Regions from separate parts of the Homo sapiens genome. Here regions 1, 2 and 3 are each linked to region 4. The links are chromatin loops, found by intact Hi-C in ENCODE. Cell type or tissue: mammary epithelial cell. All regions are shown on one strand.

Region 1 (8,000 bases), 140 kb after region 4:
AAGAGCAAAACTCTGTCTCAAAAAAAAAAAAAAAAAAAAGGTCTTACATAAGGTAAACTCACGGCACATTTATGAGCCTTGGGCCTATTTTTCCCTTTAAGCTAATCATTTATCCTTCCCCTTATCGTAAGTTTTGTCCATTTCCTGTTTTTGAGTTATGAACAGTCGGGCCTGTGTTTCCTGGGTGGTTTTCCTGCAATCATAATAAAGTATGATTGTTAAAGCCATTCCTCCTGTTCCTGTTATTTCTGTCCCCCAGTTGGCTAACAGAGCCTAGGACTTTTGCCCCACTGGCTACCTCCTCAAGTCTGCTTGTGTTGCCAGCAGTTTAGAAACGAGAACGTGGTCTGTGGAAAGTGCCCCCCATTTGGATCCCTCTGGAGGTTTTTAGCAACAGCTGGACCTCTCTGACACATTCCGATGCAGGATCTCCTGAGGACCTTGCAAACTGAGGATGGGGTGGGACTATCCCAAAACATATCACCCACCCACTCCCATCCCTTGAGCAATGACAGGGCTTCATTCATTCTTAAGCAAACGGTGTGCTCCAGGATACAGGGATGAATGAGATAGAGTCCCTGCCCCAAGGTTCTCATTCGCCCTTCTAGAATGCTTCAGAGGATCTGCCTACTTGAGCAACCTCATGAGGTGACATCATGGGAATCTGCACAATCTCATTCCATTTACTCACTAAATATTTGTTGAGCTCCTACTGTTTGCCAAGAACTGTGCTGGGTGCTGGAATACCAGGTCTCAAGGAGCTTGTTGCTGAATGGAGGATAAATAGGCGGTGACAGTGAGATAAAAGCCCAAGTAGGTGAAAGTGTTAGACCTTAGATGTTAGGAGTTTCTGGGTTATTCAGTCCAGCCTGCCAGGGGCTTATCAGCTGCATTAACAACAGCATTTCTTTTACATTCAAAGTAATAGCAAAGTCAGTGGTAATCTAGTGCACCTGAGATTCTTCAGCGTCACTCTAAACTCCCTTCAGACCCAACTTTTAGAGGTACAGAGGAAATCAGCTGGGGCAAATGAATGAATGGTTCAGAGATTTAAAAGAAGTAAGGGACGAGTAAATAATTGGGTCCACTTACCCAGGAACTGTGACTGGCTGCTTGGTTTCCTAGCAGTCAAAGCCAACAGCCACAGCCTGGGATGGGATAACACAAGCCAGGCACCAAAATAAATTTTTTCCCTTTTATCTCAGTGACCCAAATCCATGGGCCCCACTGATGTTTGTTTTGACTTCTTGGCTCTGAAGCCTAGGGCAGTTCTTGTGTGGTAGGCTGTTTGGTTGACAAATCTTTTAATGGACAAATTAGCAAGCTCCTTATGTGCTCACATATTAGCAGACCGCCTTCAGCCATGCACAAAACACTGGAGAGTAGGCTGTCCCCCTCACCCCAAACTGCAACCAATCCTTGATTATTCTACAGATAAAGCTTGGAATAACCTCAGATCCCTCTAGTCAGTTGATGGGAAAAAAAATGCTGTGTTAAGGATTGTCCATTTTTATTTTAAGGAAGGGAAAGGAAAAATACAGGAGGGTAAAATAGAAGTTATGGATGTAGCTGCTTTTTAGCAACCTTCCAAGCACATTTTCTGGAGGAAATTCAAAATTAAAATGAGATTTTAAGATTTCTTTTGCAATTTTATGGCCCCTGCCTTTTTTTGTTCTGGGCCACAGCATGATGAGTAATGAAGAGTTGGTTTTAGAACAGATCTTTGCTTCTCGCCAACCCCTTTTTTTGAGATATTTTCTTCAACCCCTTTTTTCCCATCAACTGACTTCAATGCTGGCTGCATGGCCTCCTTTGTAGCTCTAACACCCCAACCTCATTCCCCAAAGAAATAAGTTCTCTTGTGTCTGATAGTTCACACATTTTAACCACATAGTATTGTCCTTCTAACATAGGGGTTGAGGTGAGGTAGGGGATGATGCCTGTCTATGACTCCATCCTGTTGCTATCTGACGCCTCTTCCTCAACTCCAATCTGCCAGGCAGATTAAAGTACAGGGTTGCACACTATTACATTGTCAAAGATAATTCAAATCTCGTCCTTGAAGCTTTTCTACCTTCCCTTCAATTCATCACCACTTACAGTAACTATTGACTCTGCTCAAGGCTGAACGTGAGCTTCTGGGAAAGGGAAAATACCAAAGACGAATGTTTCCAAGCAACAGAGAGATCCAGATACATTTAGTGCTTCCCGAGACTCAATTTATTTATATGTAAAATGGGATAATCCCCCACTTCTAACACTGTTGTAAAGATTGGAGATAACATAAGGGCATTCTACTGAGCTTTAGAAGTGGAGGCACTCAACAGTTAGTAGCCATTTGCATTATCATTGTCACACACATCAATTTCTACTTTTAAAGTTGTGGCCCAAGCATCTCTGATCCAGCAAGAAGAAGGTCCAAGCAACTGCTCTGTGTCTTCTTATAATTGGTGACACAAGTAAAAGAAACAGAGAGAAGGGGGTTAGGGGGAACCCTCTAGTGGAGAAGTGAGTGAAAATTACCCCAACTCCCATTTCTTTTTTTATTTTTGTGATGGAGTCTTGCACTGTCGCCCAGGCTGGAGTACAGTGGCGTGATCTTGGCTCACTGCAACCTCCACCTCCCGGGTTCAAGCAATTCTCCTGACTCAGCCTCCCGAGTAGCTGGGATTACCGGCGTCCACCACCACACTCGACTAATATTTTGTATTTTTTAGTAGAGACCGGATTTCACCATGTTGGCCAGGCTGGTCTTGAACTCCTGACCTGGTGATCCGCCCCCCTCAGCCTCCCAAAGTGTTGGGATTGCAGGCATGAGATATTGCACCCACCACCCTCCCCCATTTCTATTCTACCTGGCTGCCTTAAAAAAAATCATATTTCATATTCCTTTCTTAGCTCCACCACTTTTCTCCCTCTGTCTTCTCACTCTGTTCTCTGCTCTGCTCCCTAAGTTGTCACAAGAACAATTTGTTATCTAGGTCCCCAGTGAAAAGAGCCCTGAGTCAGTCACCTGCACAGGAAGCCGTCTGAGCACCACAGCACAGGAGGACGGGCAGGCCTCATGGGTGAGTGTGCACACACAAGCCTTCCCAGGATGCCCTTGGCTTGGAATTCCATTTTCCAGAGTCCAATTATACAGACCCAGGGAAGAGGCCAGACCCACCCTCTCCTCACTGACTCCCTTATGAAGAATTCTTGAATAAAACAAAACACATCAGGCAGGGCACGGTGGCTCACGCCTGTAATCCCAGCACTTTGGGAGGCCGAGGTAGGTGGATCACCTGAGGTCAGGAGTTCGAGACCAGTCTGGCTAACATGGTGAAATCCTGTCTCTACTAAAAATACAAAATATTAGCTGGGCGTGGTGGTGGGAGCCTGTAATCCCAGCTACTTAGGAGGCTGAGGCAGGAGAAAAGCTTGAACCCGGGAGGCGGAGGTTGCAGTGGGCCGAGATCACGCCACTGCACTCCAGCCTGGGCGAAAACAGTGAGACTCCCTAGACAACCTCATTCATTCCATATGTGTTTATTAATTACCTACCTTGTGTCAGGGACTATTGTAGGCTCTGGAGACATAGCATGACACAACTGACAAAGCCCATGCTCCAGTGGGATTTACATTCCAGCATGGGAAAATCAGATAACGAACAAACATATGAATGCTGTGAAAAGGGACAGGTCAGGGGGTAGGGAGTGAGAGTGGAGGGTGCTCATTAAGAAAGGGGGAAGCAGGTATGTGATCACCAAGTAGACGCCACTTGAGAAGAGACTTGCTAGAAAGAAAGGTGAGTCAGGTGGGCGTCCGGAGGAAGAGCATCCCAGCAGAGCAAATGGTAAATGCAAGCAAATGCCTGGTGTGAGAAACAGCTTCAAGTGCTCAACAACAAAGAGGAGAAAAATGAGATTGCAGCTGAGTAAGAAATAGGGGAGTGGCAGGTGATGAGCTCAGAGAGGAAGCCAGGAACCTCTCAAGTAGGGACTTGTTGACCATGGCTAGGAAAGTGAATTTTGTTTAAATGAAAGGAGTGCTACTGAAGAGTTTTGAGCAGGTGTATGCAATTCAACTTAGGGTTTAACTTGTTTAGGCTATTCAGTGGAGAAAAGACCATTGGAGAAGCAGGGTGAAAGAGCAGAGCCCTGTTAGGAGCTTATTTGCACAGCACACAGTTGATGATGTTGGCAATAATTAGTGGTGTGGAGTCCATGCAGGCTGTTTTGCTCAGTCGCTCCTCCCACCAACCCAGAGAGAACTCCAAATTCCTCAAAAAGATACACAAAAGCCGCAGCAATCATTGCCTACTTTATGAAGATGTCTTCATGAGGACAGGAGGGAGAGACTATATCACAATCAGGGCGGCACACCATGTCGGAGGCATCATTTGACCTTCATGCTCTCCTTATCCTCTCTTTGGTAGACATCTCTCTTCTTCCTGCATCCCTGCTTCCTATCAACTTAAGATTGCTTTCCTCTCTGCTATGCAAAGATGTTCATCTCTGCCCCAGCTTCTGCTTTCAAAAAGCACGGCATCAAATCCCCCATAGTATTCAGAAAATGAAGTTCCCTTTCATTAACAAGATCTATTATCCCCTTAAGGCAATATCGGAGACATCTGTTGTTACTTGAGTGTGTTTTTGCCTTCTCCCTTCCTGCTTCACACCCTTCCTGCTTCACACCGTTCATCTGAACAAGGTAAGAACCTCAGTGAGACTGAGGCAAAAGTCTCAATCAGACAAGGTTTATTAAGCCAGCTTTACAGCACACCTGGAAAAACGTGGGCCACAGACACATCTGTGGCTATTTTTCCAAAGGGGTTTTTAGGAGGTATAGTATTTATACTTTTTTTTAAGGGGAGAAGACATGTAGGAAGAGGGGGCAAGCAGGCAGTAAGGGGGATGGTTACATTCTAGGGAGACTTTAGTTAGTACCCAATAAATCTACATTTTATGTAAGATAAGGTGAATGTTTGCAGAGAAAAAAGGGAGTAAAGGAAAAGTCAGGAAGTTTCTTGTCTTGTCTTTGTTCTGCACCTGGGAAGACAGGCCTGTATTCTATATTATCATATGTTAGTTTTAGGAGCTAGACTTAGATTGCAGACCTAAAGTTACAATTGGCATGACCTTGTTTATGGGAGGCCAGAAAAGAAATTCCCTATGAATGATCTGTGGGGCAGTCCTTTGCAGATGCCAGAGACCTGGCTAATGAGGAATGCTAGTAACAGCTATTTATTTGAAAGAGGGTGCTGCATGACTCAACCTCCAGGCTAAACCTTCCCTTTTGCTTAAGGAGTTTGGAGATCCTGAGATCTTTTGTTTTGTTTTGTTTTGTTTTCTTTTCTTTTCTTCCACTCTTGTTGCCCAGGCTGGAGTGCAATGGCATGATCTCGGCTCACCACAACCTCTGCCTCCCAGGTTCAAACGATTCTCCTGCCTCAGCCTCCTGAGTACCTGGGACTATAGGCACGCACCACCATGCCAGGCTAATTTTTGTATTTTTAATAGAGATGGGGTTTCACTGTATTGGCCAGGATGGTCTTGAACTCCTGACCTCGTGATCCACGCACCTCAGCCTCCCAAAGTGCTGGGATTATAGGTGTGAGCCACCGTCCCCAGCCGATCCTGAGATTTTTTAAATTTTGCTTTACAAAAGTATTTTTCCAAAAAGAATTCTGCTGGTTGAAATTTTTATCTCATCACACCTATATTTAGCATATATCTCTTTTAGTCTGTTAGTAATTCTGTTTGTTCATGATGATGTTTTCCAATAGACTTAAACTTCCTTAAAATAGGCAATCGCATTTATTTCCATACCTTCAGCATTGGCACAGAATCTGTCACTTAACCAACCTTGGTAGAATAGAACCAAACAGACAGAAATCTTTATCTTACTATTGTCTGATGAACTGCAATTCCTAGAGTTGGGTCTAATCAGTTGAATTTTTTTTTTTTAAGCTGAGCTTTGTAAAATTGCACACAAACTAGTGAAGCGGCGGCATTGTCTGAGCTAAATACCCAAGCTCCATCATCTTACACCAAGGAAATCGAGGATGTGGACACACAAGGAGTGAGCTTAAGAGCGGAAGTTTATAGGTGAAAGAAAGAGGAAAGCTCCCTTGTGCAGAGGAAGGGGTCCCAGATGGGTTTCCAGGTTCACAGCAAGATGCGGCTGGTTTTATAGATGAGCTTGAGGAGGTGGTGTCTGACTTACATAGCACACAAGAGATTGGTTGGACCAGGTGTTCCATTTACATAGCACGTGAAGAAACTGGCCATCCTACGCTAATCTTTTATTATTCAAGTGTGTTCTCTACATGGCTGGTGCCACGTTGTGTATTCCCTTATTGCACATGTGGTGACAAAGGAAAGGGAAGATGAAGACTCCATGTTGGATATGCCTGGCTCCTAGGTAGCCCTTTTCTATTGGCACAGCTGCAGGCATTCACCTGTGCAAGCTTCTAGCTTGCTTATCTGTGTCTGCAGCTTGATTTTTCAGGCTGCTCTTTGTTAGAAAAGAAATTATTTGGGGGCTGCTTTTTTTGAAAGGGAAGCTTTGCTGAGGACTCTCTTTCCATCACTAACTGCCTAAATTGTTTCTTTCTAGCTCCTGTATCACTAGGAACTCAGCATTTCTAAGTACAGCATAGAAATTTTAACTATCAATAGGTCTTTACTGAGATGGTAATAAACCCTCACCTTTCTCCTTCTTCCCTTCATCCTTGGATAGTTTGCCCCACTCATTGAGCCTCCTCTTGTTTTGTTAATTAAATCACCTGCAGTATTCTCCAGGGGGAGTTATCAGTGTTCCAAGGACAGTGGAAACTTCTTGGGATTGGGGATCTTGTCTCTCCATGTTCTGTTCGGCACCTGGGACACGTTGCTCTTGGTGTCACTCCAGGATATATGCTTTCCATAGCAATTTGTCTAATTGCGCTGAGCATAAAGTGAATGAAATACATAATTTGGTAGGTTCCTCTGACTGTGGTATCTGGCTACAGAGCTTTGTATGAAAGGTGTTGATTGGCTGTTATATATTCTACTGTCATCATCTCCCTGTCAACATCTCTTTGATAGAGAATTGGGGGTGGAGGGCAGCCACGAGGCAGCAGCACAGACAGCACTCATCTCATGTTGTCGGTAAGATGGGTCTTTAAAAAGGCACATTGCAAAGCATAGCAGATCTCTTGTGTCTAGCTTCATCTTGACATATATAATGCCAAGCATTAAATTCGGGTTTGTTGATATTACCACGTATTTTTTTAAATAATACCAAGGAACCTCAATAAATGGTCACTGGATTCCCTGGTAGGTAGAATAGAAGCCATGTGAGGGGTAAGGGCTGGATCCAATTTATCTTTGCATTCCCCAGACCAATCTTGCACACTGCCTGTCTCACGGCAGGTGTCTTCTGAGTGAATGAAGAAACCATCCCTTGTGCGTTTCCTTCAGGCTGGCTTTATTTTGCAAATGGCAGAGAAATAATGACGCATCATATTTTTTAAGACAGCCAGGGAATAAAATCTCACAATTTTCTTTAGTCTTAACATCCAGGGCTTAGTAATTCTTCCTGCTGGGAGTCTATTCCTCTCTTCTGAGTCTCAGCAGCTACTATATGTTTAAAAATTGTCATATTGTTACCCCATTCCCAGTCCTTTGTCTTAAACCACTTAAAAAAGAAATGCTTGTAATTCCACCAGAAAAATCCTAATTAGATGCTTAGCTTCTGAAACAAAGGCTTAATGAGTGAGGTCTTGTTCCACCCCCAGGGTGTTGACAAGGTCCCTCCTCATCTGTGAGTCTCCCACCATGAGCTGGCAGGACTCCTACCACCCAGAAAGTGATAGACCTACTCACTTTAGAGGCCTTGCCCCTAGGGGTAATACAAACTAAGAAGGCAGCAGAAGGCAGGGCCCCCTCAAAGCAATGAGATAACCTACCAGCCTGTGGGGAGGGGTTCCTTCCCTGTATTTCCTAACCACATCCTTTGTTGGAGGCACAAAGGAG
Region 2 (8,000 bases), 160 kb after region 4:
TGAAAGAAATCAGAACAGTGACTTCTCCTAGGCTCTAGTGGGGCTGGGGGTAGGGCAGGAGTGAGTGTGTGTGAGGGAACTGACTGGAAAAGGAAATGAGGGGTTTTCTGGGTGAAGGAGGTGTTTTCTATCTTGGTTTGGATGGGTATATATAATTGTAAAATCCATCAAATGGGATCACTGTCTAGGCATTTTATTGTATATAAATTATACCTCATTAAGATGATTAAAAATTTTAAAGAGACCCATAACTTATAAAACATCTTTAAAAACCCGAGGCAAAATCTCTGAAAACATTTACTGGAAGGGAACAAAATAAAAACATCCTGAAACTAATGGGCTGCAACACCTTTGCAATCTGACAAAAGGATGACTCTTCACATCTACCTCCTCCGTACTTCAGTACAAGCCTTTTTGGTGTTGCAACATTGTCCAAGTTAGGAGAAATGCTATGTTCCTCTGGCCCTGGGTCAGAGAGCGATGGGATTGACCAAAAGGAAGGACCAGTGGAATTGACCAAAGGAAAGCAAATGCTTAGCTTGGTCTTGATGTAAAGGGTCAACCAACACACACGTACTGCCAATTGACGCTCATTGACATGGTCAGTGTCAGACTTCTGGTGGAGAGAAAAATGCTACTTCTGTCCGTGCATTCCAAGAGTCAAATTCGCCAAGCTGCAGAAGGCAGTCAGCAACAACAAGGAATTGCTTGCACACAGGCCAGTCATTCCTGATGCTCTTTCTTTTCCTGGATATTTCTGTTGGTGGGCACGAGCAAGCAAAGGGAGCTTAGAGTGAAACCCAAGCATTAGTGAGAAATTAGAGTTGACAGATGAGTGTGGGAGGGTGGGGAAGGAGGGAGTGAGGACGGCATCTCCTTCCCCATGTCAAGCATATTTCTCACCCGTTACAATGCTCCTTGTTCTCTGATGTGTCCTTTCCCATAGAGGAAGTTATTTGTGAGAGAGGAGGAGAGGAGCTAGCTCATGGGAAAAAAATGTCTCTCGGGCTGTGAGCAGTGAATTGGCTTGTGCCCAAGTAATGTCCTCAAGGTGTGCCATGAGAGATGAAGTCACTTGGCTCATTTTACCAGCTTCAGGATGGCATTAAGACCTGACAAAGCCAGGCAACACGTACAAGGAAACTAACCTGAGGCAGGACCGTGGCACTGAAGGAGTCTCCCTGGATGCAGCAAAGGTGGAGACCTTGTCCAAGAAAAATGCTGGACGGGCCTTTACCCCAAAGAGGAAAGCTGGGTCATGGAACAAGGAAATGAATTACATCAAGTGAAAATGCACATCTGATGCCCAGTCCAGACCAAGGCATGTACGCTTCCAGAGGCACGCTAGCATGCTGGCACCCCTTCAAACTATTATTCTTTGCATATTTTGTTTGTTCAGCGTGTATCTAGTTAAAAAAAAAGAGAGAGAGAGAAGAAGAAGAAGAAATAAAAAAATGAAAGGGAAAAAATGCTTTTTGAGAGGAGGAAGGGGTAAGCTTTTTTGAAACATAACACATACGGGAAAGAGCATATATCTTGATGTGCAGCTTGGAGCATTCCTCCAAAGTGAACACGCCTATGTTCTCAGCACCCAGACCAAGAAACAGAAGACAGAAGTCCCCCAGGCTCTCCTCTGCCCACTACCACCCCACCCCCTAAAGGGAGCTGCTCTCTTGACTTCTAACATTGAAACTGTTTTTTTAATTCGTGAAGTTGTAAAGCTTTTTATGTTCACACTAAATCGCTAAATTTATCATTTTAATTTATTTGGAGCTCTTTCATTTCGTGGCTTATGTTGTTGCCCATAGCCAGAGGACAATTTGCACTCACATTCCTAAGTAGAGGTCAGTGACACGTATATATTGCAAGGCGGTGTTCCCTAGGTAGAGCACTTCATCTCGTCTTTTTTTATTTCAGCACGTCTGTTCCTGCTGACTTCGAATGATTGTCAAGTGGCTGGACTCAGATGTTAGCCGTCTGTCATTGCTGCTAATAACATATTCATGTACAAAAACAACAGAGGTAGGTTGATGCTGGGGAGGAGTGTTTTTTTTTTTTTTATACTGGAAGACATCATCTACTTTGGTCAAAGTAAAACAATTTTTATTTCCAGTAATGAAAGGAGTTGCATGTGGAAACCTGAGTTACCAGGCACCGTTTTTCTGATTTATTATAAGGATGTGTTAGCACCATTTCTTAGAAACTGATATTCCAGAGAGATGCCCAGTCTTTTATCAGATATATGTATTGCAAATATTTTCTTCAGTCTGTGACTTGACAAACCTCTTAGTACCTTCTGGCCTGAAAGTCTCTAAGACTCTCAGTTCAGGCTTGTAGATGACTTTAAAGCCAAGTATGGGAGAGATTCCAATCATTCTCCTTGCAATATGGGGTTGGGATTGTCATCTCAATTAACAGACATTCAAAGCGTGCCTTCTCTGGATGCTGAGAACACAGAGATAAAAAAAAGATGCCGTGCCTCCCCTACAAGAGCTCTCTGTCAAGTGGGGAATCAGACTTGTTAACAAATACCAGAGGAGAGACCACAAAGCCTTTTTGCCTTGAGAAGTCCAGGAAAGCCTCACAGAAGAGAACACATTTAAAAAACAGCTCACCAGCAGAACCTTGAAGAAAAGCCATTCTTCTATGAGAAAGTGGCATTTCAAAAGCCTGGGTGGAGAGAAACGAAAGTTCACAGCCAGGGTGAGGAATAGCTAACATTTTATATATATCTATATATACGTGTATATATAGATATATGTATACGTGTATATATAATATATGTAACATCTATGTAATATATATGTAATATGTATGTTATAGAGGTAATATATGTGTTATGTTATATATGTAATATATGTATATATACACATATATACATATATATACACTTATATGTATATATACGTGTGTATATATACATTTGAGATGGAGTCTCATTCTGGCACCAGGCTGGAGAACAGTAGCGTGATCTCAGCTCTGCAACCTCCACCTCCCGGGTTCAAGCGATTCTCCTGCCTCAGCCTCCTGAGTAGCTGAGACTACAGGTGTGCGCCACCACGCCCAGCTAATTTTTGTATTTTTAGTAGAGACGGGGTTTCACCATGTTGGCCAGAATGATCTCTATCTCCTGACCTCGTGATCTGCCCACCTCGGCCTCCCAAAATGCTGGGATTACAGGCATGCGCCACTGCGCCCGGCTGCTCACGTGGTATATTTTTAAAATTAAACATAATCTAAAAAACACCTATGTCTGAACCACCTGGGTTCTTGCTAAAACAAAGATTTCTAGGTTCTATCATTTACTAGGTCTTAATTTCTGGGGTTTGTGACCTGGGAATCTTCATTTTATCAATTTTTCTAGGTTAACTCTGTTGCACACAAAATTTGAGAAATGTTCCCCTACGATAGTACCAATGTAGGGTGAAGATAAAACAGGAGGGCTGGGCATGGTGGCTCACACCTGTAATCCCAGCACTTTGGGAGATCGAGGCAGAAGGATTATTTGAGGCCAGGAGTTTGAGACCAGCCTGGGTAACAAAGTGAGACGCATCTCTACAAAAAATAAAAAAATTAGCTGGGCATGGTGGTGTGCACCTGTAGTCCCAGCTACTCAGGAGGCTGAGGTGGGAGGATCGCTTGAGCCCAAGAGGTCGAGCCTGTAGTGAGCTGTGTTCATGCCACTGCAGTCCAGCCTGGGCAACAGAGAGAGACCCTGTCTCAAACAAACAAACAAACAAACAAACAAAAACAGGAAAAGTAAGTTAGGGTCATATGGTGAAGGGTTTGTGTGATGAATAAAGGGCCGGTCTCCAGAGTTTCATATGGAATGGTAATCTACAATCACACTGTGTGGTAGGTATTATTATCTCCATATTATAGATGAATAGATGGAGACTTGGGAAGGTAAAATAGCTTCCCAAGGGGCTTATAAGCAGTGGAGCCATGATTTGAATCCAGGTATATCTGAATACAATGACCATACTCTTAGTCATTTTACTGCACTTGAGCCACTTTCCTGATACATTTGTGCTGACCAGGCTCCCTTTCTTACCCCATTCTCCTTACAAGGACTCCCTCTGTTGGGTGCAATAACTTGAATAGCTTGGGCCTCACTTCAGAGCTCTGTTATTCCACAGGGGTATCTAGGCAGCTGGAGCCCTCTGTGTTCCGGACTACAGATTCGGGGACCCAAAGGTGAGTCCAACTCATGTGACTTTTGTTCATCAGTAGCACAGTAGATTTGATTGTTACTTTTCCTGAGCACTTACTCAATTTCTAGCGACAACTTTTATTTTCATGGTCTGAACATTTGATGATCTCTTTAAGCAACTGATGGTTTATAGAGGTAATTGTCTCTGTTGAGTGAAAGGTGACAGAATTTAGCTAGAATCTCCTCTCTGTCTGTCTATTTTTAGTTCAAATCTATTAAGAATATTATGCCAACCAGGAAGTTAATATCTGGACTGGCGGGTTTTGTATTTGTTGGTTTATATTTGACATCTGACTGAAATTTTAGAAATGAAATTATAAGCTTTCTCTGTGAGTATGTCTGTATTTAGAAAGTCCTTTACTTCTCATCGTGTGAGTGTATAATATTTTTCTATCTCCTGATAATATCAATAAGCTAGATTAGGAAATGTCTTAAAGAATCTCTAGTCTGATTTGCTTAGAGATAAATAAGCATTTATATTGACTAAATATTCCTTTATTAAGAATATCCCTTTATGAAGAGAAAGAAATTAAGAAAATTGAACCTCTAATACTTTCAGTGTGGGGATTAAAAAAGGTATTGTTATAGATATTAACTCAGAAATAATTTAGAAATCTAATTTTATGTAATTTAGGTACTTTTTTGGCAAATGAGTCTAGCTTAATAATTTTGATTTAATAAATACAGCTAAGTTTTCTCTGATTTATCAGTGTTAAATATTGCATAAGCACAGATTTTGTTATATTTGTAAATATTTTTTAAACTTATACAGATTTACTAATTGAGGAAGCTAGCATCACTTCTACTAAATGTTTAAAATGATGAAAAAATGCGAATTTGTGTTTAAGTAATTTGAAGACTTATTTTGACAAATTTTATTTCAGCAGTAATTATGTTATACAATGTGTCAGCTTGAAGATAATTTGCAAAGTCTTTAGGAAACTTAAAACCTTGGGCCAATAATAAATTGAGTTAATGAATGGATATCCAGTAGCTGCCTAGATCATTTCTGAGAAAAGCAGAATACTGAACGTTAATTGCTAAACATCATTTTAAGTTTATATAATTTGCCTCTTATTTTATGTGGTAAAAATCTGTATATATCTATTAATGAATTTCTGGCATTTTGAGAAGTTACACTAGTAGGGATACACATGAACACAGAAAAGTATAGGAGCTTCTCAGAAAAGGAATTTTCTTTGTCATGGCCAAAGTTAGGTAAAGTTTAATGGGTATACATATAAAATTTTCAAAAACAGCTTTAGAGGCTGGGCACAGGGGCTCATGCCTGTAATCCCAGCACTCTGAGAGGCTAAGGCAGGTGGATCACCTGACATCAGGCGTTTGACGACCAGCCTGGCCAACATGGTGAAACCCTGTCTCTACTAAAACTACAAAAATTAGCCAGGCGCAGTGGTGTGCGCCTATAGTCCCAGCTACTCGGGAGGCTGAGGCATGAGAATCACTTGAAACTGGAAGGTGGAGGTTGCAGTGAGCTGAGATCACAGCACTGCACTCCAGCCTGGGCAACAGAGTGAGGCTCTGTCTTTAAAAAAAAAAAAAAAAAAAGAGCTTTAGAAAACTAGAATTTTGTTTTCTTTCTGTTAGATGAATTTTTTTCTTGGATTATTGGTTTGCTTTTGATAAAAGATTGTAAATGGTTATTCTTTATCTTCTGTGCAATCTGCCTAGAAAACAAAGTGTCTGTGTCTTACTAGAATAACCTGGTTTATGCTGACTTTATCATGTCTTAGTCTGTTTGGGATACTATAACAAAATACTATAAACTAGGTGGCTTATAAACAACAGAAATTTATTTCCCACAGTTCTAGAGGCTGGGAAGTCCAAGATCAAGGCACTAGGAGATTCAATGTCTGGTGGTGAGGGCCGCTTCCTGGCTCATAGGTGGTGCCTTTTCGCTGTGTCCTCCCATGGTAGAAGGCTCAGGGAAGCTGTCTTGGGCCTCTTTTCTAAGGGCACTAATCCCATTCATGAGGGTCTGCCTTCATGACCTAATCACCTCCCAAAGGCTCCATTTGCAAATACCATCACATTGGCAATTAGCTTTCAACATATGAATTTTTGGGGGGACACAAACATTCGAACCACAACAATGTCCTTGATTATTTAAGAAAACAGAGTTTCTTAGGAAAGAGCTAAGCTTCTTTAAAATCATGTTACCTCTTATATTTACTTTTTAAATTTTTTACTGTTGTTTTAGTCAAATACGTAGCCAAGTATTGTTTCTCAGTAACCCATAGTCTTACCTGACCAAGTGTTCAAATCGCCTAACAACTTTTGGTGTTTGTCTTCCCCAAACACAATCTTAATGATTTCTTTTGCACCTAAAACTATTTCTGTAATTTTTCAAGGGCAGGGGGCCTGGAAAAGTAACAAGATTTTTACTTTTATCTACAAAGATGAAAAAGAGAGATGCTGGAAATAATTAGGTGTATTTGATATGTTACAACTGATGAGTTAGCAAATCAGATTTGCTTAGCTTTCTCTAGCTAAAATGTGTGTTCTTAATATTTCAGAAAGTGTGTGCTGTAGAAATCCCTAAAGAATTGTCCATACCATCACTCTTCATATGTTTCTATTTGTCACGGTCCTAGTTCTGCTGTGCCTAATGTTATACAATAGTACAGTGCTATCAGTCATAATTTCAGTTATTTTTAAAAATATTAACTTGGTCACAACTTTGCTTCTTTGATTTGAACCTAGAATCTTCTAGGCCAGTGATTTTCAAATGGGGATACATATCACCTCCCTATGGAGTTTTATTAACATATAGATATTTAGGATGTACTCCAGACTCATTCAGAATATATTGTTGATATATTCGTGGTATATTCTAACTATATGCTTGATATATTCATGGTATATTATGTCAGGATTATTACAGTTATTTATCAAGATTTTTTTTCTCTGTAAAAATAATGTTTACCCGTGATACAGTTTGGCTCAGTGGAGGCAGACGTCCCCCTTGCTATTCTCATGATAGTGAGTGAGTTCTCACAAGATCTGATGTTTTAAAAGCACCTCCCCCTTGGCTCTCTCTCTCTCCTGCCACCATTGTGAAGAAAGTACCTGCTTCCCATTCGCTTTCCACCATGATTGTAAGTTTCCTGAGTCCTCCTTGCCATGCTTTCTGTTAAACCTGTGGAGAGTCAATTAAACTTCTTTATAAATTACCCAGTCTCAGGTAGTTCTTTATAGCACTACCTGAGAATGGACTAATACAACCCAATTTTATAAATCAAATGTAATAGCCACTCTTTGAAAACAGGGGAAATTATCTTCTTGTCTAAAACCTTTTGGATCGACTTCCTGATCTTGTTTTGTACTCCACACGAACAGCCAGATTTCCTTGTCAGTTGCATTATTGTTCTAATGACCTGTCACCAGATCTTTCACTTTTGAAAATTATCAGTAAGAAGTTAACCACAGTGCCACTTTATGTCTTTTGTCATCTACAGATAGTCTTTGTTTTACTCTGATGCATCTCAGTCTTTGCAAATCAGCTAGAGGCCATAGTGCTTGTCCTCGGCGTGGTATCTTCTCAAAGCCCTGTAGAAAAGGATGATGCCAGATTGTCCTTCACTTTTGCCAGATACTTTTGGGTACTGGCTTCTGATGGTGTCACTTAAACAATATTGAGAACATACCAGTGGACTGAGTTAGGATTCCTAGAACTCTAGCCAAGAAACAAAGGGGTTCATGAGACTCTTCACTCAAGACTGAGTGGAATACAAATTAACTACATAGCACTGAATGAGCTGACGAG
Region 3 (8,000 bases), 110 kb before region 4:
GCCAGAGGGAGGCACATAGCATGACTTTGGAGCCAGACATAGCTTTATATATTATATTTACTTTAGGGGGCAATTCATTTACGGGCACAGGCAGGGACATAAATACCTCCTTTTCATGAGGGTCCCAGAGGGACAGCAGGCATACAATGTCACTTCATACCACACAAACAATACAACATAGAAGACTCCTCCTAGCATAATAAACAAGCCACAGTCACCGTGTTCTTGACATTGACAATGCTTTTTAAAGTTAGATCAAAAAGGTGCTTGGGCTTTTTAAACATGTTTTTAAACTTGGTGTCTGTCTGGACAGGGCAAAAAGTCCTCTCCATCTGTTGGATGCAATAGACCTGGAAGTCGCGTGATTTAAATAAATTGTGCTTGCAGCATTTTGAAGGTATTTTTCCTTAGGAGCTGCATGGTAAAAAGAAATTATTTGGGGTTTTCGTTCTGTCCACAATGTTTAATCAAGTATAGTTTATATTACTTTTCTTTTGATAATTAGACAAAGCCTGGTAGAACAGAGAGCAATCCAATAAAGAAGTGAAATTTCAGCTTACATTTTTCAGAGGATCACTGAATACATCTAAGATTTACAATTTTAATTATTGGCTATAACTATTAACTTGTAATTAATTATATAAAGTATTTTGATATTTTGATAGGTTTCTTAGGAGTTTTATTTTTCTTTTTTAAGGGAGGCAGTAACTAACTTCTCTTTTAAAAGAAAATTAGCTTAAACATCAATTGGAAGTTAAGGCCAATATTAGAGAAACATCAAATTACTTCCAAAAATCAACCAGTCTGTCTCCTTGTGTCTGTCCTGCGTTTTGAAAGTGTGAAAAACCAATAATAGAAATTTTTCTCCAAAATAAATTAAATATCATTTACCCAGGAACAGGAACAAAAAGTTTCTCAGTCCTAAGAATGTAGTCATCAACATATGTCTCTCTGTATAAATGTATGCCTGTTTAGAAGAAACAAAATATTCTTCAGACAATATCTACTTATACTCATTAACAATTTATTTACCAAGAGTATGCACTCTTTCTTACTAGAGTAATACTGAGTAAGGAAAAGGAATTCAGACCTGTATCCAGCCAACATGGGTATTATTGTCTCTAACCAGTCATATCCATGTTAGAGATTGTCTGGTTAGAGTTAGAGCAGGGACTCATATATGACTGGGACACAAACTGAGATAGATAAATCCCAAAGATAGACATGGATAAATTGCTAAGGGAGGCCCTATTTGAATTTCAATAGACTCAAATGTTAACTCCTGCCATCACAAGCAGAACAAAACATTGTATGCTCAGATACCAGAGTGTTTAATTCATCAGCGGCTCTGTTGATCCATGTGTTGTATGGGATCTCCAAGATGTTCACTTTAGTAACCTACCTGCTCATGGAAACAACCAAACTTCAGTTTAAGTATGGCTTATCTCTTTACTCATGATTGGCATTTGGAGCTTCTTTTTTTTTTTGAGATGGAATCTTGTTCTGTTGCCCAAGATGAAGTGCAGTGGCAAAATCTCTGCTCACTGCAGCCTCCACCTTCCTGGTTCAAGCGATTCTCCTGCCTCAGCCTCCCGAGTAGCTGGGATTACAGGCGCGCACCAGCACGCCCAGCTAATTTTTGTATTTTTAGTAGGGATGGGGGTTTCACCGTGTTGGCCAGGCTGGTCTCCAACTCCTGACCTCAATTGATAACACCCGCCTCGGCCTCCCAAAGTGCTGGCATTGCAGGCGTGAGCGACTGTGCCTGGCCTCATTTGGAGCTTCTTGTAGACTTCTGAGAAATGATTTACCTCAGTTGAAGGAAGATGGATTGCATGTCACAGGCAAAGTGTGTTTGGACAAGCTGTGTGAGAGTTTTCATGGCTAGCAAATACATTGTCCCACAAAAGGACATAAAAAAAAATATCTCACTCTAACACTAAGAAATACCACAATTGATGTCATAGTTTTTAAATAACAATTTGTATAGCTGTGGTCTTGACCCACAACAGTCAGTTCTATCCAAATACCTTGCAAGACTTGTTTCCAACCGTCTCTATAAACAGTGAGAGCATCATCCAGTGTCCTGAGGTAGTTGATTTAAGCTCAGAGGCGGGCCTCGCTCTCTTGAAAGAAGCTAAAGGATATTTCTCCTAATGCTGGCAGGGAAGAAGAATTATCAGTTTACTCCACAACATTGACCAGCTCAAATCACACAAAAACAGAAACTTTCCATGGTTTCCAAGCTGTGGCGTTTTCTAATAGACTTTTCTGCCTATCAGTAATTCTTTCCAAGAGGTTGGAAAGATTCTTTTTAAATTTATCTTTAAAGCAAAGGTAGAGCACCCTTTGGAAATCATAGGTTGTTTATGGTGTCCTTGCTGTACTGTGAAATAGTCAGGGGCAGTAAGAGTTTCGGTTGTGGCTGGGGAAGAGTCTATCTCCTCACCATCCCCCATCCCCCATACCCATCTGCCCTTCTTAGGGATTTTATTCCATCAGTGGTGGGAAGGATCATCTTCAAAGTCAGTGAGAAAAATGGCATTCACTAGAGATGTTAGAATTTGGAAAGAGTGGCCAGGCCCTGTGGCTCATGCCTGTAATCCGAGCACTTTGGTAGGCCGAGGCGAGTGGATCGCTTAAGGCCAGGAGTTTGAGACTAGCCTGGGTAACATAAGGAGACCCCCACCTTAACAAAAAAATTTTTAAAATTAGCCAAGCATGGTGGCCCCTGTGATCTCAGCTACTCAGGAGGGTGAGGTGGGAAGATCTCTTGAGCCTGGGAGGTTGAGACTGCATTAAGCAGTGTTTGCACAACTGCACTCCAGCCTGGGTGACACAGCGAGACCCTGTCTCAAAAAAAATTGCAAAGAGTTACTGGTGGGACCCCAACACCCAATTTGTCAATGGGACCACTTCCAGAGTTTCAGGATTTACTACTCCCAGAATAGAGTTGCAGTTGAATGATACAATATGTGGTAATTTATCAATAATATGATTAGTACCATTTCAACCAAGGTCCAAAAAATTCAATGGAGATTTATATGAGACAGATGTTCCCTGAGATAATTCCTGCCAATAAACACAAATGGGGCTCCAAAGAGCACCCATAAACAGGGTAAGAATTAAATAACAAAAACCGGAGACAATGGAAGGATTATGAATATTCTGATGTACCATCTTTTTTTTCTGAAAGGCTTTGTATATTATTCATTTTTTTTCTTTAAGAACAATAAATAATATTGATGACTTGTTTCTGACTCTCTTGGTCAAGTAAAAGAAGTCAAAAGAATTCTAGTAGTGGCAGGGTGACCGAGTCTATTCTATATAGTGTCATTAAAATAATTGCTATTTGCAAGCTGACAAATTGTACCAAGATTCCCTAGGTTTTGTTTTTCTTTGAACCACATTTGGAACAAGAATAAACAAATCTCACTGCAAGGTGATGAATTGGATTTAGTCCTGGTTGATTCAGGCCTGGGCGATGGTTCTGAAATTCTTGTCTATGAGTCTGAACCTGTTGAGTCATTGAAAATCAGCAGTACTAGGGTGCGCTATGCTGGTGTAGTGCAAACCCAAAGCCATTAAAGGACGTAACACAATAAAATATTATGCTCTGGGTTGCCCAGGGGATGAGCAAACCTCAGAATGCCCAGACATGCACCTAAAATTAGGAGGGGTCTTCACATTCTTTAACAATGCCAATTCTCCTATTGTTGAGAAACACAAATTGGTGAATATTTCTGGATGGGTTTTCTCAAGCTGACAAGTGATTTTCTGGCTCTTTGTTAGAGAGAGAGAAAAAGGAGAGAGAGAGAGAGAAAGAATTGCCCTAAGGATAAACTATTGGGCTCAAAATCCAAAGTAGACTTAAGATGATTAATGTAAATTTTCTTGACTTCATTTATTTATTTGTAATAATGTTGTCATCTTTGTTCAATGGGATTCTTAGAAGTTTGTGGCATATGGCTTAAGTTACACTTGAATAACCTGACCTATACCTTCAAAATCTTGCACATGCACATTTTGGAAATTTTAATGAGTCAAATGTCAATGATTTTTTTTAGCAGCCAGTCCTTAACATGAAACACATAAAACACAAAATTTACTTTCAAAAAGTCAATTTCATACTCATCTGCAGCTTAGGATTAAATCACTCATATGAGGCAAGTAAACTCAGAGAATGATTCACTTTACAAGGGTTCTGCAGGAGGAAGCCTAAGACATGTTTGCCTTGAAAAAATAATACATCTCAGTTGTTTATCAACCTAAAATTCTGGGCACATTTTACACTAAAATAGAGAGGAGTAGGATTTCATTTTTTCTCTAATCAATTTCCTTCACAGAAGCAATAAAAATCAGACCCAAATATGCAAGGAGACTCAACAGTCGATGTCATTCAGTGCCTCTTTTCACTATGAAATAGATAATATTTTGTTACCTTAAGGAGATTACAGTGCTATCTGCTTCTTCTCCTGTTCCTCTTTCTCCTCCTCTTTCCTTTTTCTGGGGATGGGGATGTGAGATTTGGGAGAAGGTTAACTGAATGGCATATGATGAGGGACAATTTTAAGACATTTCAAACCCTTGTGTCTCTCAGGCAAATAAACAGCCCTATTTTTGTCTAAAGAGTGTGGGTTAGGGTCTGCAACCTGCCCTTGCGCAGCAATGGAGGGAAAGGAGAGTGACAGTTTCAGGGAGCTCAACTCACCCAGGAGGGGCAAAACGTTCTTTGTGAATTCCTTCAAATCACTGAAGCTGCCTGTCAGATTGCATCTGAGTGTTCTAGCATATCCCTGGGAGCCGCAGGCCATCCCTTGCTGCGAGGGTCCTGCGTCATTCTGAGCAGCAGTGCCTGGAATGCAGGCCCGCTGACTTTGAGGAGTGTCAGTAGGCTCCTTTCCCCAGAAGCCACACATGACCTGGGGCAGACAGCCTCTGAAAGCTAAGACTGGGAGCTGCTGGACATAGAGGAAGAATAAGACAGAAAGGAAGGAGGGAGGGAAAAGAGAAAGGAGGAACATAGGGTAATAAGCAGAAGGAGATTAAGGAATAACAGAACATTTTGTTGTCAGGAATGAAACCTATCTCCATGCCCACCCCCTAAGATTTGTTTACCCAGGTATTACTGCATACCTATAGCTATACACATACCCAGACACAGCCATACCTGTACATATACACATAACTATAGCTATACACGTACACACAGACACACGCACACCCATACCCACACATACACATATACATATACCTGTAGCCATGCACATGCACTGACATATGGCCATAAACATGCCAATAAACATGCACACAGCCATACACATACATACATGCATGTCCATACCCATACACATACACAAACACATACCTGTCCATGTACACATACACAGATGCATAGCCATAGTCCTACACATGTACACACTCATGCCCATACATATACACATAACAGTACACATCCCCATACCTGTACACATTCATAGCTATGTACATATATGCATATTAACCAGAATCATGATATTGTTCTTCTTATCAATAGAAGAATGTCATTACTTTCAGATCATTATACATATATCATTACTTTCAGATCCTCATGCATCATAACTGGAAACTAATAACTCTGTAAACTATAAACTGTGTAACCAGACATGTTTTTCTCAGCACGCATGGCTTCCATTCCCGTTTAGTAGTAAAAGCAGATCAGGGCTAAGTCCTTGTTAGCAAATCATGCTGATTTATTTTTATTTATGTGTTGCGCGTACTGGTTGGAAAGGTATTAAGCCTGTGGGACATTTAGTAGAATATTCTTCAAAATTCTTGAAATTGCTGATTCAGTTAGAGAATTCCACAGGCATGAGTTCTTACATGAACATTGCAGTACAAAGATTAATGACCTAAGCATTTCAGTTTTAGCTTCAAGTCTAAAGGTGGAAAGGGGCCCACTCATAATTAATAAAGTGATGCTGACTCATACAGGCTGGTAGGCTTTTTGCCATAAACAGAATAAGTGTATCAGCTTTAAAAACAAAATTTAGGCCTTGTCTGTTCCAGTTAACTTGGTATACATGAGTTCCATCAATCTCTATTTACTGTGTTAGACATTACAACTGAGGCATTTAAAAATATTTATTTATTCTTTCATTTTAAAATAACAATAAGCAATTCTATTACATGTTAACCTAAGTAACATATTTTTATAAAAAGCTATATTTTCCAAAACAAGAAACAAATTTAGTGAGAAGGGTGGCATCGCTTTATATTTTTGCAAGTCTCTTTAATGTCTGGCTTAACAGAAGACAGCTGGGTTCTCAAATCTGTTTCTGCATTCAATCTGCTGTGTTATGTTGATTTCGTTGAAACGTCTGAAAAAATCCAGTCTCACAGAGATAAGTAGTTGAAAAAGTGAAGAATTTGTAGCCTACCTGAAAGAGCACTGCTGCTGTAGACAGTAGCCTATCAGAATCTCACACCAGTTTCTAGCAAGATTTATATTTTCGATAGATTATTCTAACAGGCCAATGAATTAGAATGAGCGAGACTACCGTTCAGAGGCTATTCTGTATGGCAAGGTGATAGAACTGAAAGGGTTAAGTGACCCATTCATGTTGAAGGTGACAGAAAGAAAAGAGAAGAAGGTGACAGGGAGAGTGGAGGTGGAACACAGGTTTCTGTAGGGGATGACAAAGACTATGATGTTGCCATCAACTGTGGTAAGGATTAGCCTTTGGAAGAGTAAATCTTTGTGAGATAGGAGGAAGGAATAAAGAATTCTATTTTGAATATGTTGAGTGTGAGTTCCTGTTATGCATCCAGATAAAGGTGTTGGGGAGACATTTGATTCCATGAGTCTGAGATACAGGGGAGACGCCCATGCTAAAGACTGGCAATTGCCAGTCATCAGCAAACAAAAAGAGGCTAAATATTTGAGAATGGAATAAGTTCTCCAGAAAGAACAAGTAGAGTGAGGAGTGTGAACAAGAACAGACACTAGGAAACACCAAAGTTAAGGCTGGATGGACAGAGAGAATCTCATGAAGTGACCGAGAATGAGAATAACCAAGAAGCTGTGGTATAACTAAAACCATGAGAGTATAGAATTCACGAAGACTCTGGCTAATGGATTTACAGCAGCAGGAAAATCAAGCAGGATGACGACAGAGATATGGTTATTGGTGTTCGTAGAACAATACCAGTAGAGTGGGTTGGACAAGCATGTGGTATCAACTAGATTGTAGGGGACTGAAGCATAAATTGGAGGTATAAGTAGAAACAGTAGAAATAACTTTTTCCTAGAAATTTGGCCGAAAATAGAATGAGAAGAACAATGCTATAACCAAGCAGAGTCAAGAGAGTTTGATTTAGCACAAAGGAGACTTGAACATGTTTATGGGATAAGGCAATGAAGGTAGTTGCGGGAAGAACTTGAAGACATGGGTTATTAATCATCACAAAATATTCTAGGGGATAAAGGGAAAAAACTATCAAGAGAGCAGGTATTATGTCTCTTTCATTCTCTCTCAAATATCACAGAATATTGATCTTACGGAGAGAACACAGACAAGTTGAAAGGATTAACAGATTCAACAATAAGCAACAACTCATTTCTGTGGTTATTAAAGGACATATTAATAATTTGTTGACATTTAGTAATATGGGATGAGAATCTGGAAATGAGTACTCCACTACAAAAAAGGACAGGCAAGACTGGTAAGTGTGGGGGAGAAGGGGAAAAGATAAAAATTAGCCTAAAAACTACTCCCTTACCCTCCTGCTTACAAGTTGGTGTCTGCTTCTCAGGAAGGAGAGACAGTGTACCAATGACACAGGCAGAGTAAACTGCATGTCGTTCTCATTACAGACAGCAGCTGTGGTTTTCCCCAACAAGCCCCTTTGTTGTCATCAAAAATAACTGATATAAAGAATAAACTCCTTAGGGAACCTTTTCCAAATGGTGCTCCTTGGAACACGAGTGCCTTTTGAAAAATTCATAAGTCATTAAAAAT
Region 4 (8,000 bases):
TTTATAGCAACACAAAATGGACTAACACAGCCAGCATCCATGAAACTGTGGCAGGTTCACTTGTTAGCTTGCAAGGTGAAATATTACACTCTTCTTCACAGTTTTTGACACACAGAAGACATAAAATCGTATCATTTTGAAGAGGTGCTGTTAATAATGAACCAAACATAAACATTTCCTCTGAGATCTTATTTATAGATGCAATCTATTATTTGATCTGAAATCATATTTCACAGAAGAATGAATGTCTATTTATTTATTTATTTATTTATTTTTATTATTTTTTTTTTTTGAGACGGAGTCTCACTCTGTTGCCCAGGCTGGAGTGTAGTGGCGCAATCTTGGCTCACTGCAAGCTCTGCCTCCCGGGTTCATGTCATTCTCCTGCCTCAGCCTCCCAAGTAGCTGGGACTGCAGGTGCCCGCCACCACGCTCGGCTAATTTTTTGTATTTTTAGTAGAGACGGGGTTTCACCATGTTAGCCAGGATGGTCTCGATCTCCTGACCTCGTGATCCACCTGCTTCGGCCTCCCAAAGTGTGACTATGTCAATTTAGCAACTGATTTTTCATTCCCGAAACAGTAGTAAAATATCCCTGAAAACACAGTTATTTCTGGAGGTAACAGAGGGAAGCAGAGGATGACATAGTTTATAAAAGTTCTTTCTTACACATTGGCTTTAATATTCTGATGATAGATTTTCCAAAAGCAACATATCAGCCATAGACAATTCTAGACATCTTCAAGCTTGCGGAAGTTGCAAGAAACAGGAGCAGCCTACCTGTCCATCTTTTTCCAGGTTTCTGATCTTTGTATTAACATAAGTATGATTTAGATCAAATGTCAAAAGATAAAAAAGAAAAACAAAGGTGGAGTTTGGAGGACTTATTTAAACAGGTGAAATCATTTCTTCACATGGTAATTTGTTTTTTTTTTCAGACAGAGTTTTACTCTTGTTGCCCAGGCTGGAGTGCAGTGGTGTGATCTCGGCTCATTGCAACTCTGCCTCCTAGGTTCAAGCAATTCTCCTGCCTCAGCCTCCTGAGTAGCTGGAACTACAGGCACTCACCACCATGCCTGGATAATTTTTTGTATTTTTAGTAGAGACAGGGTTTCACCATGTTGGCCAGGCTGGTCTCGAACTCCTGATCTCAGGCTGGCCTCGGCCTCCCAAAGTGTTAGGATTACAGGCGTGAGCCATCTGATCTCTTGATTAGAAGATGCATACTTTTATGTGCAGCTGTTAATGATTGAGAGTGGCATGTATTAACTGAATCTCCCCTTTATAACCTGCCTTGCTCACACTGCAATCAACCTGTTAACCTTTGTCTTACTTGGCCAGCAAGAGAGGGTGGCCATAATCAGCACAGTGTCTGAGGTCACTTGGAAAGTTCCACTTTATTTTTTATTTTTTTAGACATAGGTCTCACCCAGGCTGGTATGCAATGGTGCGATCATAGCTCACTGCAACCTTGAACTTCTGAGTTCAAGTCAGCCTCCTGCCTCAGCTTCTCAAGCAGCTGGGACTACAGGCATATGTCATCATGTCTGGTGAATTTTTAAAATTCTTTTGTAGAGATGGGGTCTTGCTATGTTGCCCAGGTTGGTCTTGAACTCCTGGACTCAAGTGATCACCCGCCTTGGTCTCCCAAAGCACTGGGATGACAGTGAGCCACCATACCTAGCCAAGTTCCCCTTTAAGTAAATACAGTACTTCACGTGAGAGCAATAGTCCACTTTACCAATGTTACCTAACCTCTATCAGAATGTTTCCTTCTGTTCCTATTCTCTTTCAGTCTGGGAATTTATAACCATCTTAAGTCATTTCAGTAACCAAAATCTTCTGAGGAGGGCAAATGTCATAGAAATGAAAAATGACGTTCACATTATTCACTTCACTTGTTCAGGACTGACACAGACTCTGAGCCTCTCCTCTCTCTCCACCCAGCATGCCCCTTCTCTGACAAGCTGTGTCCTGGAAAGAACTGCCTCACCACTGTTTTCTTCATACATGTTGGAGAAACTCCAAAAATCAGGTCAGACAAATCAGCTCCAACATGTGGGGGCAAATAAGGTAACACTGAGTAATAAGGTGAAATTTACTGGCTCACTGCACCTACTTGGACAACGAGGACCTCGCTCACCACCCCAGATCTCTCCCAGTTATTTGTAGGGTTCCCTTGGTGGTCCTCCCATGTGCTCAGCAGCAGCCCTCCCTGCTCTTCCACACTGGTACATGTGATGCCCACTATTGCCTGCTTGTGCCTGTCAGTACCTGGATCCACTGCCAGAGTTTTGATCTTATGTGCTTCCCCAGCTGCAGACCTGTGGGGCACCCAAGCTGTGCTATTTGTACCCCAAGTGTACATGAGGGGAATGTCCCTTTCCCCATTCCCTCCCTGTCCCTACTGTGTCCTGTTCTTTGTCACTGAGGCCTCAAAGCAGCTCTGCACCAGCCTTTGTATATCTTAAAGTCTCCTCTTCCTATTTTTGTTCAGGTTCTCTTTCGAGAATCCTCTCACCTAGTCCATGGGCCAGGCTGGGGGACAAGCATGGCTTCTCCAAGTCTAGCTTTTCCCCACTTCTAACTTAAGCCTTTTTGTGCAAACCTCTTCCTCAAAGGCCCTTCTCTGCCATGGAGATTGACATGCAAATAAGCCTTGGGGCTGTTTCTCCACCACCTGTTCATCATTCTGATGTTAATTTGAGTTCAGTCTCCCTAAAACCTGAGACTGTGTTTTATAATTCTTTTGTATTTTTCACAATAATCACAGAACTGAGACTAGAAGTCAAACAACATGAGACCTAGTAAATAAATGCCTGTTGTCTGGTTATCTATACTAATCAATGCCTCTCGTGCTTGAACAATCAGGAACTGAACATCAAGGCAAGACTTAACTTATAAAAACTAATGGCCGGGCGCGGTGTCTCACGCCAGTAATCCCAGCACTTTGGGAGGCTGGGGCGGGTGGATCACCTGAGGTCAGGAGTTCGAGACCAGCCTGGCCAACATGGTGAAACCCAGTCTTTACTAAAAATACAAAAATTAGCCAGGCATGGTGGCGCATGCCTGTAGTCCCATTTAATCGGGAAGCTGAGGCAGGAGAATCACTTGAACCCGGGAGGTGGAAGTTGCAGTGAGCCAAGATCGCACCACTGCACTCCAGCCTGGGTGACAGAGTGAGACTCCATCTCAAAAACAACAACAACAACAACAAACTTATGTGCCCATCCACTGAGCAAACGAGAACTTCTGTGGATTGTTTTACCATTTCTAGGGAACACGACGAAACTTCGTTAATCAGTATGACACAGAGAACCCCTTAGTCAGTGACACAGGGACTGTGCTGCCAACTGGCTCGTATGATCTCAACAAGTTTTTGTCCCCAAGGCCAACTCATGTGACTCATCTGTGCTTATATCAGGCAAGGCATCCTGGTTTTGAAATACCTGCCTCTTCATGTATGGGCAGGCAATCACTGGTTGTCTCTCATTCCTCAAAACCACATCTTCACTGGGTGTTCAACAGTAAACATGGGCCAAAGAGGGCCTTCTAATGGAGGTTACATGGTTTCAGCTCCTTCAGGGCTTCTGCGCAGGGCAAGTAGCCAGTGAGTCAGGAAGTTGCTAAGGCAACAGCCAATGCTCTCTTTGGCCAGTCTGCTCTGCCTCAAGTCCAAGAGGGGTTATAAAAGACTTGCAGCTTAGAGAGTGAAGTCATACCCCTCCCTCCCTCTTTTTTTTTATTTTTATTTTTTCACTGTTAAAACTTCTTTAGTCATCCAAGAACATAGAAATCTGAGGAAAATGTTTTGGAGTTCTGCTCTGAATCGTCTGGAAATGGGAGAAGTGAAAACAAGGCATACTAAACAAGGTTACGTAGGTTTGGAAAGAGATAGGACAAAGACGCAGAGGAAAACTCCCCTAGCTCTGAGTCTTTGGGAACCCATGTCCGTGAGTTCATGGGAGTGATAAGAATTCCTTTGAAAGGTTTTTGGTAGTATAGTTCGTGCAGGAGAGCATTTCAATTTTGTTAAGTAAACACAGTAAAATAAAGAGAACATTAGAATAAAGCATGAAGACATCTCTTGAGCCCCCAGGTGACTGTGTAAAAAGAAAACTAAGAGCAAATCTAACTTTCCCAGTAGTCATGTAGAGAATGTCACGAAATCAAGATGATGCCAAAAGACTTAGTGCAACTTGCAGTTGTCAAACACTTGGATGTTTCACAGTGTGCAGAAAAATAGGTAATATCTAAGAGTCAGGTTTGTTTATAGAAATCGTTAAGAATTGTGCTACATAGGATTGCTAGGTGTTAAGTTACAGAGTCTTCTGTCTCATGGCATTTAACAAACTAGGACGAATGTTTTATCACTATAGTCCATAACTTAGCATGCATGTTATTTAACGGCTCTAATAGGCAAAACCCCCACTCAGAGACAATGCCCACTCACAGAAGGGCCATTGCTTCTCCTTTCCTGCTTCTCTTTCATCAAACCAAGGCTGACCATTTAGTTCTCACCAGTCCCCTTCTCCAGAGGGCGGACACATGAACAAGTCTGCACAGACGCTTTCCATAGCTGGGGCTTCCAGAAGGGTGCTTCCAATGAAGCCTTCCCCTTAAGAGGGTGCTCGCTGCCCTCCTTCTGTCACATCTCTTACCTCCTCTACTCTCTGGTTTGATAATACCCCCACCCCCACCCCCACAGATTGTTAGGTTACAACAATATAAAGTAAAATGTTCAAGAATTCATTCATTCAACAGTAATGCATGGAACACATGCTGCATTTCAGGCTCTATTACAGGCCCTGGGAATACACTAATGAACAACAGAGATAAAAGCCCTGACCCTGGGGAGATTTCTGTTGTCGGGGAAGACAGATAATACACAAAGAAGCAAACTATATGGAGGTGGTAACTGCTGTAGAGGAAAATAAACAAGGAAGGATGAGAGAGGGCACTGAGGAGGTCCAAACTTAAGTGGGTGGGTTTAGGGAAGGCCCCAGTCAGAAGGTTTCAGCTGGGCAGAGGCTCTCTGAAGGTGAGGGAGCAAGCCAGGTGTGAACTGGGGAAACATCCAGGGACTTGGAAGAGAAGAGTGAAGCCTGTGGCAGAAGGCGCCTGGCTGGTGCAGAGGCAGCCTGGAAACTGGAGAGGAGGGAATGGGGTAGGCTGGCAGCAGGGGATGAGGTCAGAGATGGAATGGGCTGGGAAGAAACAGGGGAGAGACGGTTTTCTCTCTCCTGCAGACCAGTGTCAGAGCTTCCATTACTAGCTCTTACAGAGAGGGAGACCGATTACTATTACTAATAACACCGCCAAATGCGCTAGTGACCTACCAGGAACATTGCTCTGCCTGCATTTTCTCACTTCATCCTCACAGTGACCATAGCAGTTGGCTATCATTACCTCTACTTCACAAAGGGGTAAACTGAGAGCCGAGAGGTTAAAGGGATTTGCTCAGGATCACTCGGTTTGTAAGGAGCTGACAGCAGGACATAAGCCTGTGTAGTTCTCAGGCCTGCTCTTGCTAAGGTCACAAATCAATGAGGAAAGAAGGCATATTTGGTAAACACTGGGACAATTAATTTGATATCTTAAAAATTCCACTTAGAACTTAACTCACAAAGGGACTAGAATAAATTCCAGATGTATTAAGAAATTAAATATAACCTAAAGGCTTCAAAAACTAGGAGAAAATAGGAGTGTATGTTTAGCAGATTGCAATGCAGAAAATACACTAAGAATAGACGTGATAGAAAATAATTAGAAAGAAAGAGTGTGATCAACCTAAGGACAGTTTGCTCTCTGGACCCATGGGTTTGCATTCATGACTTCAACCAACCACCAATCGAAAATATTCCAAAAAATTAAAAATAAAAACAGTAAAAATAAAAATAATATAAATAAGAAATATGCCGTAACAACTACTTATGTAACATTTACACTGTATTAGGTATTATAAGTAAGCTAGACATTATTGAAAGCATATGAGAGGATAGGCATAGATTGTATGTAAATACTACTTCATTTTACATAAGGGACTTCAGCATCTTTGAATTTTGATATCCACGGGGTCCTAGAACCAATCCCCTTTGGAACCCAAGTGATGGTTACATGCTGAAATTTTAAACTTCTCTTTAAACAAATTCAGATATCTATCAGAGGATTAGTTTATTGTTTTATTTATTATTATTATTTTTTTGAGATGGAGTTCCGCTCTGGAGTGCGGTGGCACAATCTCGGCTCACTGCAACCTCCACCTCCTGGGTTCAAGGGATTCTCATGCCTCAGCCTCCCGAGAAGCTGGGGTTACAGGTGCCCGTCACAATATCTGGCTAATTTTTTTGTTCTTTTACTAGAGACTGGGTTTCACCAGTTTGGCCAGGCTGGTCTCGAACCCCTGACCTCAGGTGATCCGCCCAGCTTGGCCTTTCAAAGTGTTGGGATTACAGGTGTGAGCCACTGCACCCGGCCACTTTATTTTATAAGGAATATGCATACGTTTATAAGGAATATATGTAAAAAGGGAAAAAATGATCTATATCACTAATCATCAGGGAAATGCAAATTAAAACCACAATGAGATATCACCTCACATCTGTTAGAACAGCTATTACCAAAAAGACCAAAGATACCAATGTTGTTGAGGATGTGGAGAAAAGAGAAATGTACACTGTTGGTGGCAATTTGGATTAATATGGGAATTATGAAAAACAGTATGGAAATTCCTCAAATAATTAAAAATACAACTATTATATGATCCAGCAATCCCACAAGCAGACATTTCTCCAAAGGAAAGAAAATTAGTGTATCAAAGAGACATCTGCACTTTGATGTTTTTTTGCAGCACTATTTACAATAGCCATGATATGGAATCAATCTAAGTATCAATCAATAGATAAATGGATAAAGAAAATGTGGTGTATATACACAATGGGATAACATTTAGTCATGAAAATAAGGAAATACTGTCATGAGTGACAACATGGATGACCCTGGAGGACATTAAATGAAATAAGCCAGATACATAAAGACAAATGCTGCATGACCTCACTTATATGTGGAGTCTAAAAAAGTCAAAGTCATAAAAACAGAGAGTAAAATGGTGGTCACTAGAGTTTGGAGAACAGGGGTATGGGGAGATATTGGTCAAAGAACACAAAATTTTGGTTAAGAGGAGTAACATCAAGAGATCTATGGTATGTCATGTTGGACTATAGTTGATAAGAGTATCTTATATAGTTGAAAATTGCTAAGAGTAGATTTTAAGTGTTTGCACCACAAAAACATAAGTATGTGAGGTAATGCATATGATTTAGCCATTCCACAATGTGCACAAATATCGAAACATCATGTTGTATACCATAAATATATACAATATTTACTTGTCAATTTTAAAATATAAAAAATAAATATTTGCATATTGAACAAATGTGCAAACAAGGAAATATAAATGAAAATTCAATTAAAAATGTGCAAAGGGCATTAACAAAATTTTAAAGGGAATGGGGCAGGCATTTGGTTTGTGACATATAACTAGGTCACTAACATGATAACTAGGTTACAAACATAAAAAACCATTCAATCTCACTCACAGCCAAAGAAGGAATTAAAATATATTTTTTCTCCTATAAAACTAGTTTTTAAATGGTAATATTTAACAAATACTAACAAGGATGCCTAGAAGAAAGAACAGTTTAACTTCTGTTGTTGTCGCTAGTTATGTACCTTATTAAGGTCTGTGTTCCAGCCATAATCTCTCTTTGGCAGAGGTTTTGGCTTTTAGATTAAATGGAATTCGAAGTGACTGTTTTAGTCCACAAGAATGTTGGCTGTTGCAAAATCAGCACAACATAATAAAGTACACCTGGAGCTCTAGAAGGCCTTTTGCTGATGACTTCTCATGTCTGTGCTTATTTCTTCTTTCCTGGAGATAACATCCCGGGAGATAACAGGAAAGAAAAATCTTTGCAACCCACAAAATGGCTAGAGCTGAC

The links. A loop is a pair of places that touch in the nucleus more often than their neighbours do. Peaks named below come from ENCODE experiments on the same cell type or tissue, not always from the same donor. Only the 100,000 strongest peaks of a DNase experiment are listed, where the experiment ranks them.
Region 1: a loop joins it to region 4, with 4 times the contacts of the local background. A loop is called at or near these places in 5 of 110 quality-filtered maps.
Region 2: it touches region 4 in a loop (4-fold over the local background); 5 of 110 quality-filtered maps call a loop at or near these places.
Region 3: a loop joins it to region 4, with 4 times the contacts of the local background. A loop is called at or near these places in 3 of 110 quality-filtered maps.

What each region holds. Positions count from the first base shown.
Region 1 is chr6:12,324,816-12,332,815 of GRCh38, reverse strand. No RefSeq gene overlaps it. Among named protein-coding and RNA genes, the nearest start is that of EDN1, 38 kb to the right of the region's middle. In mammary epithelial cell, no CTCF peak of the experiment used is centred here; DNase peaks (open chromatin) are centred at 3,915 and 5,225; H3K27ac peaks cover 4,235 bases.
Region 2 is chr6:12,307,378-12,315,377 of GRCh38, reverse strand. No RefSeq gene overlaps it. Among named protein-coding and RNA genes, the nearest start is that of EDN1, 21 kb to the right of the region's middle. In mammary epithelial cell, a CTCF peak has its summit at 4,085; DNase peaks (open chromatin) are centred at 987 and 4,037; H3K27ac peaks cover 1,959 bases.
Region 3 is chr6:12,574,474-12,582,473 of GRCh38, reverse strand. No RefSeq gene overlaps it. Among named protein-coding and RNA genes, the nearest start is that of LINC02530, 6.9 kb to the left of the region's middle. In mammary epithelial cell, no CTCF peak of the experiment used is centred here; DNase peaks (open chromatin) are centred at 3,513 and 5,933; H3K27ac peaks cover 3,213 bases.
Region 4 is chr6:12,468,323-12,476,322 of GRCh38, reverse strand. No RefSeq gene overlaps it. Among named protein-coding and RNA genes, the nearest start is that of LINC02530, 110 kb to the left of the region's middle. In mammary epithelial cell, no CTCF peak of the experiment used is centred here; DNase peaks (open chromatin) are centred at 2,012 and 3,492; H3K27ac peaks cover 2,625 bases.